Linked DNA regions of Homo sapiens: region 2 is linked to region 1. The links are chromatin loops, found by intact Hi-C in ENCODE. Cell type or tissue: PC-9. All regions are shown on one strand. Links, peaks and the distances in the headings refer to the core of each region. The heading gives the core; the rest is flanking DNA.

What was found. Peaks named below come from ENCODE experiments on the same cell type or tissue, not always from the same donor. Only the 100,000 strongest peaks of a DNase experiment are listed, where the experiment ranks them.
Region 2: a loop joins it to region 1, with 4 times the contacts of the local background. A loop is called at or near these places in 4 of 110 quality-filtered maps.

The regions. Positions count from the first base shown.
Region 1 is chr1:6,402,363-6,407,735 of GRCh38, reverse strand. No RefSeq gene overlaps it. Among named protein-coding and RNA genes, the nearest start is that of ACOT7, 11 kb to the right of the region's middle. In PC-9, for the core only: CTCF peaks have their summits at 2,643 and 2,845 (motif pointing right); no DNase peak of the experiment used is centred there.
Region 2 is chr1:6,051,007-6,056,379 of GRCh38, reverse strand. It overlaps KCNAB2 (potassium voltage-gated channel subfamily A regulatory beta subunit 2), which reads right to left. Exons shown (of 16, transcript NM_001199862.2): 2 at 4,626-4,869. The coding sequence starts at 4,843. Among named protein-coding and RNA genes, the nearest start is that of KCNAB2, 7.8 kb to the right of the region's middle. RefSeq lists an enhancer at 2,445-2,945. In PC-9, for the core only: a CTCF peak has its summit at 3,224 (motif pointing left); no DNase peak of the experiment used is centred there.

The DNA.
Region 1 (5,373 bases), core at 258-5,257:
TGCATTGGCTCACGCCTGTAATCCTAGCACTTTGGGAGGCCAAGGCGGGCGGATCACCTGAGGTTGGGAATTCCAGACCAGCCTGACCAACATGGAGAAACCCGTCTCTACTAAAAATACGAAATTAGCCAGGCGTGGTGGCACATGCCTCTAATCCCAGCTACTTGGGAGGCTGAGGCAGGAGACTTACTTGAACCCAGGAGGCAGACGTTGTGGTGAGCCAAGATCGTGTCATTGCACTCCAGCCTGGGCAACAAGAGCGAAACTCCGTCTCAAAAAAAAAAAAAGAAAAAAGAAAAGAGAAAAGTAACATCTAAAAGCGATTATTGGCCAGGTGATTGCACCAATGCACTCCAGCCTGGGTGACAGAGCGAGACTGTCTCAAAACAAACAAACAAACAAATAAAACAAAACAAAAGAAAAGAAAAGCAATTATCTGGCCAGGCATGGTGGCTCATGTCTGTAACCCCAGCACTTTGGGAGGGCAAGGTGGGCAGATCACTTGAGGTCAGGAGTTCGAGACCAACTTGGACAACATGACGAAACCCCTGTAATCCAAGTTACTCAGGAGGCTGAGGCAGGAGAATCACTTGAACCCAGGAAGCAGAGGTTGCGGTGAGCTGAGATTGCCCCACTGCACTCCAGCCTGGGTGACAGAGTGAGACTCTGTCTCAAAAAAATGAAAATAAAAAAAGCAATTATCTAAACTTCCAGCTTAAGAAGCTAGAAAAAGATGAGCCAATTAAATCCAAAATGTGTCAAAGGAAGGAAATAAAAAGAACAGAAATCTAGAAAACAGAAAATAGATGAAATACTTGAAACCAAAAGCTGATTTATTTAAATCATCAATAAAATTGATAAACTAAGCTTGACTACTAAAGAAAAAAGAAATGTTGCAAGTTATTAATATTGGGGATGAAAGAGGGGAGTCACTATAGATGCCACAGACATTAAATGAATCATAATTTGGCAGGGTATGGTGGCTCATGCCTGTAACCCAGCACTTTGGGAGGTTGAGGCAAGCAGATCACTTGAGGTCAGGGGTTCGAGACCACCCTGGCCAACATGGTGAAACCCCATGTTCAACAACAAAATACAAAAAATACAAAAATTAGCCAGGCATGATTGCGGGTGCCTGTAATCCCAGCTACTCGGGAGGCTGAGGCAGGAGAATCATTTGAACCTGGGAGGTGGAGGTTGCAGTGAGCCAAGATTGTGCCACTGCACTCCAGCCTGGGCCACTGAGTGAGACTCTGTCTCCAAAAAAGAAAAGAAAGAAGTGCAGGCCAGGTGCAGTGGCTCATGCCTGTAAGCCCAGCACTTTGGGAGGCTGAGGGTGGATCACGAGGTCAGGAGATCGAGACCATCCTAGCTAACATGGTGAAACCCCATCTCTACAAAAAGTACAAAAAATTAGCTGGGCATGATGGCGGGTGCCTGTAGTCCCAGCTCCTCAGGAGGCTAAGGCAGAAGAATGACGTGAACTCAGGAGGCGGAGCTTGCAGTGAGCTGAGATTGCGCCACTGCATTCCAGCCTGGGCGACATAGTGAGACTCCATCTCAAAAAAAAAAAAAAAAAAAAAAAAGAAATGCAAAGATCCTTATATTCATTATTCATGCAATGCAACATTATACAGCAACAAGCATGCACAAATTCCTGCTACCCACTACAGCACTGATGTTGTGGATGGTTATTCCCTTTAGGGAGAAGAGGTCCCCATATTTGGCAGAAAGCAAGAGAAGCACTTCTGGGGTGCTGGTGATGTCTTCCTTGATCTGGGGACGGGTTAATGGGTGCATTCCTTTATGATCATGCATTAAGCCGTACAATTACGATTTGTGCATTTTTTCTGCAACTGCCCTTTATGAATACCCAGATGGTTTCTGTACCATGTGGTATCATAGGTAAGATACTAGCGCCCAGCACAGGGCCTGGTATATATAAGATGCTCAATAAATGCCTGTTTGGCCCTTGAGAATGCTCACTATGAATTAGGTATAATGGTGCTATCTACCAGGCTCTCCCTCTGCACCAGGCCCTGCTCTGATGTGTGCCTGGTAACTCACCTAATCTTTATACAAACTTGACAAGGTAGATACTATTATTGCCCCATTTTCAGATGAGAAAACTGAAGTGCAGAGGGGCCAAGGAACTTACCTAAGGCCACACAGCTAGGAGGTGCATGGAGGTGGGTTTGGACTGTAAGACTCCGGACCCTTTGGTTTATAACATTTTTACTCAACTAGTTAGCCGCCTCATCACCAGTTAGGAAGCCCCTCCAGGTCATTCCCGCTGATGCTGAATCTAACTTGAGTTATTGTCCTGCTGAGGACAGAAGGTAGTTCTGCTCTCTGAGTGATCCTAGGTGTCAAGATGAATGTGTGGCCGTTTCGCCCAAATCTCCCTCATCTGGTGGGCGTTTGGTTGGAAGGCAGTTCTTTCTCTGGGAGCCTGCTCACCAACGGTGAGGAAGCGACTCGGGCACCGTCTTGGGCTCCGGCCTCTGCTGGGTGGGGCTGCGGGCTGGGAGCAGTCGCCTCCAGTGTGTTGGCCACAGTCACACTGGTGCAGAGCTCCCGCTGATTATCTCCTGCACATGAGGGCCCTTTAGCTCTTCACACAGCAATTACTTGATGCATAAAACCAACATCGTTTTTCTTTAAGGCCCTTGAGAAACATACAATTATACCTCAGCTTTTTATTATCATGAGGAAAAATAGAATTACCCTTGACTGTGTGTCTTTTGTCATAATCACGGAGTTCTTGTTAAAAATTTGAGTGGGGGAACGTTTATTGTGATTTGTAGCAAGACCGCCCCAAGAGATGACGCCCAGGTGGGATCCCGGGTGGGGCGCGGGACCCAGCGCTTGGGAATTTGCTCGGCCCCTAGGTGGAGCCAGAGGGCCACAGACCGAGAGACGGAGCGCCTTGCGGCTTACGGGAAGCAACGCGGAGAATTTCACAGGTCATGTCACTTTTATTTATTTATTTATTTATTTATTTATTTATTTATTTATTTATTTATTTGAGACGGAGTCTCGCTCTGTCGCCCAGGCTGGAGTGCAGTGGCGCGATCTCGGCTCACTGCAAGCTCCGCCTCCCGGGTTCACGCCATTCTCCTGCCTCAGCCTCCCCAGTAGCTGGGACTACAGGGGCCTGCCACCACGCCCGGCTAATTTTTTTGTATTATTAGTAGAGACGGGGTTTCACCGTGTTAGCCAAGATGGTCTCGATCTCCTGACCTCGTGATCCGCCCGCCTCGGCCTCCCAAAGTGCTGTGATTACAGGCGTGAGCCACCGCGCCCGGCCAGGTCATGTCACTTAGATCTCCTCCCACTAACCCCGTTAATTTGCAGGCACCGGGGCACGGCTATAATTCTAGTTATAAAGTTTGACCTACTTAAAGAGATGATCTCCAAATGCTGCTTTTGGGAAATGAATGTATGTCTACTCCAAACATAGAGGTGTTTTTCTTCTCCGGGAAATGACCCATTTATTTTTGACCTTCCCTCTTGGATTATGGGTCCCGCTTTCAAATGGGTCGTTTATGAGTTTTAGGTCTCTTTGGAGTGGTTCATTCTGGGGTCAGAGCACTTGACTTTAAAGATCAGGTTAGGCCAGGCACAGTGACTCATGCCTGTAATCCCAGCACTTCGGGAGGCCAAGGCAGGAGGATCACTTGAGTCCAGGACTTCGAGACCAGCCTGGGAAACATACTGAGACCCCGTCTCTATAAAAATCAAAAGAATTAGCTGGCCATGGTTGGTGGTGCACACCTGTAGTCCCAGCTACTCAGGAGGCTCAGGTGGGAGAACCTCTTTAGTCCAGGAGGTTGAGGCTGCAGTGAGCTGTGATCATGCCACTGTACTCCAGCCTGGGGGACAGAGCAAGACATTGTCTCAAAGAAAAAAAAAAAAAGGCCGGGTGCGGTGGCTCACCCCTGTAATCCCAGCACTTTGGGAGGCCGAGGTGGGTGGATCACCTGAGGTCAGGAGTTCGAGACCAGCCTGACCAACATGGAGAAACCCTGTCTCTACTAAAAATAGAAAATTAGCCAGGCATGGTGGCACATGGCATGCCTGTAATCCCAGCTGCTTGGGAGGCTGAGGCAGGAGAATCTCTTGAACCCGAGAGGCGGAGTCTGTGGTGAGCTGAGATGGCACCATTGCACTCCAGCCTAGGCCACAAGAGCAAAATTCCGTCTCAAAAAAAAAAAAGGTTCAGTTAGGAGGAGAGGCTGTTCCTTTTTTTTTTTTTTTTTTGAGATGGTCTTACTCTGATGTCCAGATGATCTCCCCAGGCTCAGGAGATCCTCCCGCCTCAGCCTCCCATGTAGCTGGTACCACAGGTGCACACCACCATGCCCGGCTAATTTTTTTTTTTTTTTGAGACGGGGTTTTGCCATGTTGCCCAGGCTGGTCTGGAACTCCTAGGCTCAAGTGATCCACCTGCCTCAGCCTCCCCAAGTGCTGGGATTACAGAGGAGAGCCATCGTGCCCCTCTAAGTAGCCTCTTCTGTTTGTCTTTTAGATGTGTCGGCCCTTTGGGAACAGAAGACTATGTGTATGCTTCAGCATTTACTCACATTTCCTGCTGGCAACAGACTTAGGGTCTTGTCTATTCAATTCCATGGACAAGAGGAATAATCATGAAGTGTCTATCATCTCTGCAGAGGATAAACACAAGAGCTAAATTCATTAACATGAAAGAAACACAGTGGCTGTGTGAACAGAGCGGCTCTCCGGCTGCATCCTGTATGATTCCTGGGAGGCTGTGATGGCAGACCCTGGAGAATCCTGCAGTGTCCTCCTCTTGTGTGAATCCCAGCTTGAACCAGTTAGGGTCTTCTCCTTGGGCCAAGGTGATCTGAATCCCTCCCATCTGGTCAAACGCATCCATTCCTGCAGCCCCCAGGACCCCAGGGCTGCTTGGCTTCTCAAGCTGATTCACAAAGCTGTACACAGCCCTTCCTCTATGCCAGGCCCTGTTCCACACACCTTTCTTTTTTTCTTTTTTTTTTTTTTTTGAGACGGAGTCTCGCTCTGTTACCCAGGCTGGAGTGCATTGGTGTGATCTTGGCTCACTGCAATTTCTGCTTCCTGGGTTCAATCAATCCTCCCACCTCAGCCTCCAGAGTAGCTGGGACTGCAGGTGTGTGCCACCACAACCGGCTAATTTTTTTTCTTTTTTTTCAGACGGAGTCTCGCTCTGTCGCCCAGGCTGGAGTGCAATGGTGTGATCTCGGCTCACTGCAAGCTCTGCCTCCCTGGTTCATGCCATTCTCTAGCCTCAGCCTCCCGAGTAGCTAGGACTACAGGTGCCCGCCACCACGCCCGGCTAATTTTTTTTTTTTTTTTGTATTTTTAGTAGAG
Region 2 (5,373 bases), core at 133-5,132, 350 kb after region 1:
ATAATTGAGGACAGTTTAAACAATGGGGAAGTGTAGGCCGGGCGCGGTGGCTCACGCCTGTAATCCCAGCACTTTGGGAGGCCGAGGCGAGTGGGTCACTTGAGGTCAGGAGTTTGAGATCAGCCTGGCCAACGTGGTGAAACCCCGTTTCTACTAAAAATACAAAAAATAGCCGGGCATGGTGGCTCGCGCCTGTAGTCCCAGCTACTCGGGAGGCTGAGGCAGGAGAATCGCTTGAACCCAGGAGGCAGAGGTTGCAGTGAGCTGAGATTGCACCACTGCACTCCAGCCTGGGTGACAGAGTGAGACTCTGTCTCAAAAAAAAACTGGGGAAGTGTAACAGGCATGCTGCCGTCCACCTCCATCAGCTACAGCTCAGTTCAGCTGATGAAATGCCCAGGCCAGGGGCACAGCTGGTTTCTTGCGGCACCGGGCAGTGCCTATCCCCAGGTATCATCTTTTCTATATTCATATTTAAGACCAAGTTTAATGGTGACCCAGCCCAGTCGCTGACGGAGAAGAGGTAAGCACAGAATAAATTTATCTGGGATCTTTAATAACTGGTGGTCTGAGTCACGGAGCATCCCACCCACCCCGTCAACCCTGGTGCAGCAAAATGAAATTCACCAGATAGAGTGAGGCCACCACCCTCCCCGCCCCACCTTCACCCTGACCTGGGTGTAACAACAACCTCTGGCCCATCAACTGCTAAAGGGACTTTGTTGGTGGGGTGAGATGGCTCATGCCTGTAATCCCAGCACTTTGGGATGCCAAGGTGGGCAGATCACCTGAGGTCAGGAGTTTGAGACCAGCGTGGTCAACATGACAAAACTCTGTCTCTACCAAAAATACAAAAATTAGTCAGGCATGGTGGTGCATCCCTGCAGTCCCAGCTACTTGGGAGGCTGAGGCAGGAGAATCGCTTGAACCTGGGAGGCAGAGGTTGTAGTGAGCCGAGACTGTGCCACTGCACTGTAGCCTGGGCGATACAGCGAAACTCCAACTCAAAAAAAAAAAAAAAAAAAAGCGTTTGTCTTCTGGTCTCCTCCACTCCCTGAGAAGCGAGATCCCCAAGGGCGTTTCAGCCCCACAGTGGGACCTGCAGTGTCTCCGAGGCTGCTCAGGCATTTTCCTCGGGGCTTCAGGCAAATAAAAGATATGTTCTCTCCACCTGTGTTAGTTCCCTGCGGCTGCCATTACAAAGATCCCCAAATTAGAGGACTTACAACAACAGGAATGTCTTCTCTCCCACTTCTGGAGTCTGAAGTCCAGGTGTGGGCAGTGTTCCCTCCAAACACCCTCATGAGGTGTCCTTTCCTGTCCCTTCCAGCATCTCGTGGCTCCTGTTGGGGCAGGAGACCAGGGTCTGGAGGCAGGGAACTGAAGGCCAATTCCCGCTGATTTCCTATAACTAAGTCAAAAGGAAAACCCCAACTTTCCACGCCCAAGTAACAAAAGAACCAGAGGCTACTCTCTTTGCATGGCGCCCCCTTTTCTGTGTGGCAGACGAAAAATGGAAAATACCTCTGATTTGTCCCCTCCCGCAACCAATCAGGCTGGCTGTGGGCCAAGTCTTCATTTGCATAGAAGTGTAACTTTGTAACTTCATTTCAGCCTCTAATTGGTCACTTTCTGCAACCAATCAGAATGATCACAGGCCACTACTTCATTTACATAAGATGTACACCAGGTAACCAATGGGAAACCTCTAGAAGGTATTTAAACCCCAGAAAATTCTGTATCCAGGTTCTTGAGCCGCTTGCCCACTCCCATCCTGTGGAGTGTACTTTTGTTCCATCTTGGCTCACTGCAACCTCCGCCTCCCAGGTTCAAGTGATTCTCCTGCCTCAGCCTCCCGAATAGCTGGGACTACAGGTGCCCGCCACCACGACTGGTTAATTTTTGTATTTTTAGTAGAGACAGGCTTTTGCCATGTTGCCCAGGCTGCTCTCGAACTCCTGGCCTCATGTAACCCACCCGTCTTGGCCTCCCAAACTGTTGGGATTACAGGCGTGAGCCACCTCACCCGGCTGCTTTTGTTGCTTCATTCTTTCCTTGCTTTGTATGTGCGTTTTGTCCAATTCTTTGTTCAAGATGCCAGGAACCTGGCTGCACACCCTCCACCGGTAACACCGAGACTCCTCAGAGTCCCTTGGGTTGTGGACCCGTCACTCCACTCTCTATCACCACATGGCCTTCTTATAAGGACACCAGTCGTAGGAATTAGGGTCCATTCTAGTCTTGTATGGCCCCATTGCCCCATCTTAATGATATCTGCAATGACCCTATTTCCAAATAATGTCACATTCTTCTTCTTCTTCTTTTTTTTTTTTTTTTAAGACAGGGTCTCACTCTGCCGCCCAGGCTGGAGTGCAGTGGCACAAATAGGGCTCACTGCAGCGTTGAAATCCTGGGTTCAAGTGATCCTCCTGCATCAGCCGCCTGTGTAGCTGGGACCACAGGCATGTGTCACCATGCCTGGCTAATTTTTTGATTGTATTTAGAGATGGGGTTTCGCCATGTTACCCAGGCTGCCTCCTAAAGTGCTGAGACTACGGGCGTGAGCCACCACACCCAGCCTAACGTCATATTCTGAGGTTTAGGATGAATGTGAATTTTGGGGGGTCTTGATTTAACCCACTAAACTATCCTCCATCACAAATCCTGTCCACATAGGAGAGAGCTGAGGTTTCCCTGAGTTTGGAGGATGGGGTCTGGCCCCTCCTGCATCATCGCCTTGTGTCCTCCACCTTCCTCCCTCCAGCCTAGCCGCCTGGGCCTTCTCTTCGCTCCTCCAGCTGAGAGAGGCATCCATTCCAGACCCCTCTCCTCTTGGGCTGGAATGTTCTCCACATCTTCAGATGATCCCTCTCTCAGAGGGTTCCCCCTCGGCCTCCCTGGTCTTTCTTCATTGCATTGTCCTGCTTTGCTGCCTCGGCCAGTGGTCGCTGTTGGAACTTGTCTCCGTGCAAGCTCGCTGCTTCTCTGCCCCCCACACCCCCAGGCCATGGCTGCCGTGAGGTTGGGGACCTGGTTGCTCTTGTTCATGCAGCAGCTCCAGGATCTGGCTCAGCGCCTGGTGCCAAGCAGACTCTCAATAAACATTTACTGAATAAACAAAAGGAATCAATGACCAGCCCCTCATGAATGCCCAGCGTCTCCTTCTTGAGAAATTTCCAGCAGAACAAGGAGGTCAGCTGTGGCCAAACTAGCGGACCCTTTGTCCTTCCTTTACAGCTGGATTTAGGATACAAAGCCTGAAAAACACTGCCATCTAATGGACTCACAGGAGAAGTGTTTTGTTTCTAAATTACAACCACATATTCAAACAATGGGCTGAAGGACCAAACACGCCGTCCACAGGAGAAAACGTTAAAGGAGCGGTCCTGGCCTGCACTCCACTCTGCACAGAGCACGCAGATGATCCCTAGGGTCTGTCTCAGACGGAAGCCAGATATTTAGTGTTGCCAGATAAAACACAGGACGCCCAGTTAAATTTGAAGTTCAGATAAACAATGAGGAACTTTTTAGTATAAGTATGACCCAAATATTGCATGGAACGTATTTATGCTAAAAAGTTACGCGTTTATCTGAACTTCAAATTTAACTGGCAACTCTACAAGGACTGGGTGGGGAGGGTCCTCTTTGGCTGAATGGCTCTCACAAGGGCATGTTCCTGAGAGGCACAGAAGATAAAGCTGTCAATTTGCAATTGAGAGGGATTTACACCAGCCAGAGAACGGTGGCTAGCAGAGCGCTGTCCGAGGTGCTGAATTCAAAGACAAGCGCACTAAAAAGAATGTCCTTTGGAGGTTCCAAGAAAATTCAGACCTACGTGCCTATCATTAAGAGCAGGGGTCTCCAACACCCAGAAACACATTTTTCCCCATGGAGAAACACACCCACACATTTTTACCCCATGGAGAATTTACTAAACTTTTTTTTTTTTTTTGCGCAATGGAGTCTCGCTCTGTCACCCAGCCTGGAGTGCAGTGGTGCGATCACGGCTCACTGCAGCATCAGATTCTTTGGGCTCAGGTAATCCTCCCACCTCAGCCTCCCAAGTAGCTGGGACTACAGGTGCATGGCACCATGCCTACCTAATTTCTTTGTATTTTGGGGTAGAGATGGGGTTTTGCCATGTTGCCTAGGCTGGTCTCAGACTTCTGGGCTCAAGCAATCCACCCACCTCGGCCTCCCAAAGTGCTGGTATTACAGGCATGAGCCACCGTGCCTGGCCTCATTTTCTTCCTTTATACATTTTTGTTGTTGTTGTTGAGACAGTGTCTCACTCTTGTCGCCCAGGCTGGAGTGCAGTGGTATGATCTTGGATCACTGCAATCTCTGCCTCCTGAGTTCAAGCAATTCTTCTGCCTCAGCCTCCTGAGTAGTTGGGACTACAGGTGCGCCCCACTATGCCTGGCTATTTTTTGTATTTTTAGTAGGTGGTGTTTCACCAGGTTGGCCAGGCTGGTCTCGAGCTCCTGATCTCAGGTGATCCACCCGCCTCTGCCTCCCCAAGTGCTGGGATTACAGGTGTGAACCACCGTGCCCAGCCCTTTTATACATATTTATATGGCTGAAATCAGACTTCCCACCCCACCGCCCCCCTGCCCGGCCCTTACCGATACTTCATGCCTGTGCGCTGGGCGGTGCAGCCGTCCAGGGAAAGGCCGTGCATGCGGAGGAAGCTCTCCATGTTCCTGGCCTGGGCAGCCGCCCGCACCTCCCGCAGCCGCTGCAGTTCCAGCGTGTCCGTCTGGCGGACGGGGTGCAGGGCCCATTCAGAGTGGCACCTGCTGCTCACGCTCCGCAGACTCTCGCTGTACGTCATGGACAGCATGGTGCCGCCTGGCTTGGGAGCTGCCACTGTCCAGACGGTGATGAGTTAGACAGTGTGCCAATGCCCCACGTGCCCCAGGCTGGATGGCTGGCCCTGGGGCAGGGGGCAGCTGCAGCGAAACATCCTTTAACTAGTGCCACCACCAGGTCTTGGTGTCTAGGAGTGGGACCCGGCCCCTGGATGTAAACACCTCTTGGCATGAGATTCTCAGTCCGCAAAGCAGTGCTTGCCAGGAACTCTGGCTAAGCTGCCCTTTTCTGTCCCCTGCATCTGTGAGACAAGCACAGGCAAAGCTGCATTCCAGGCAGGACAGCTGCACCCCAAGTGTCCAAATGAAAACGGGAGCACAGAGAGCATGCAGAGCCTGAGCCCCCCAAATGCTGAAGACCAGGGTTGCTGTTCCGTGGTGACTGCGGTACCATGTCATGGTGGTCTCTTGAGGTGGTTCCCAGGGTAAAACTGGGTCAAAAGCTGTCCCTGGGAAAGCAGCGCAGGGCACACCTGTTGCTGAAGTAAACTCTCCTGTAATT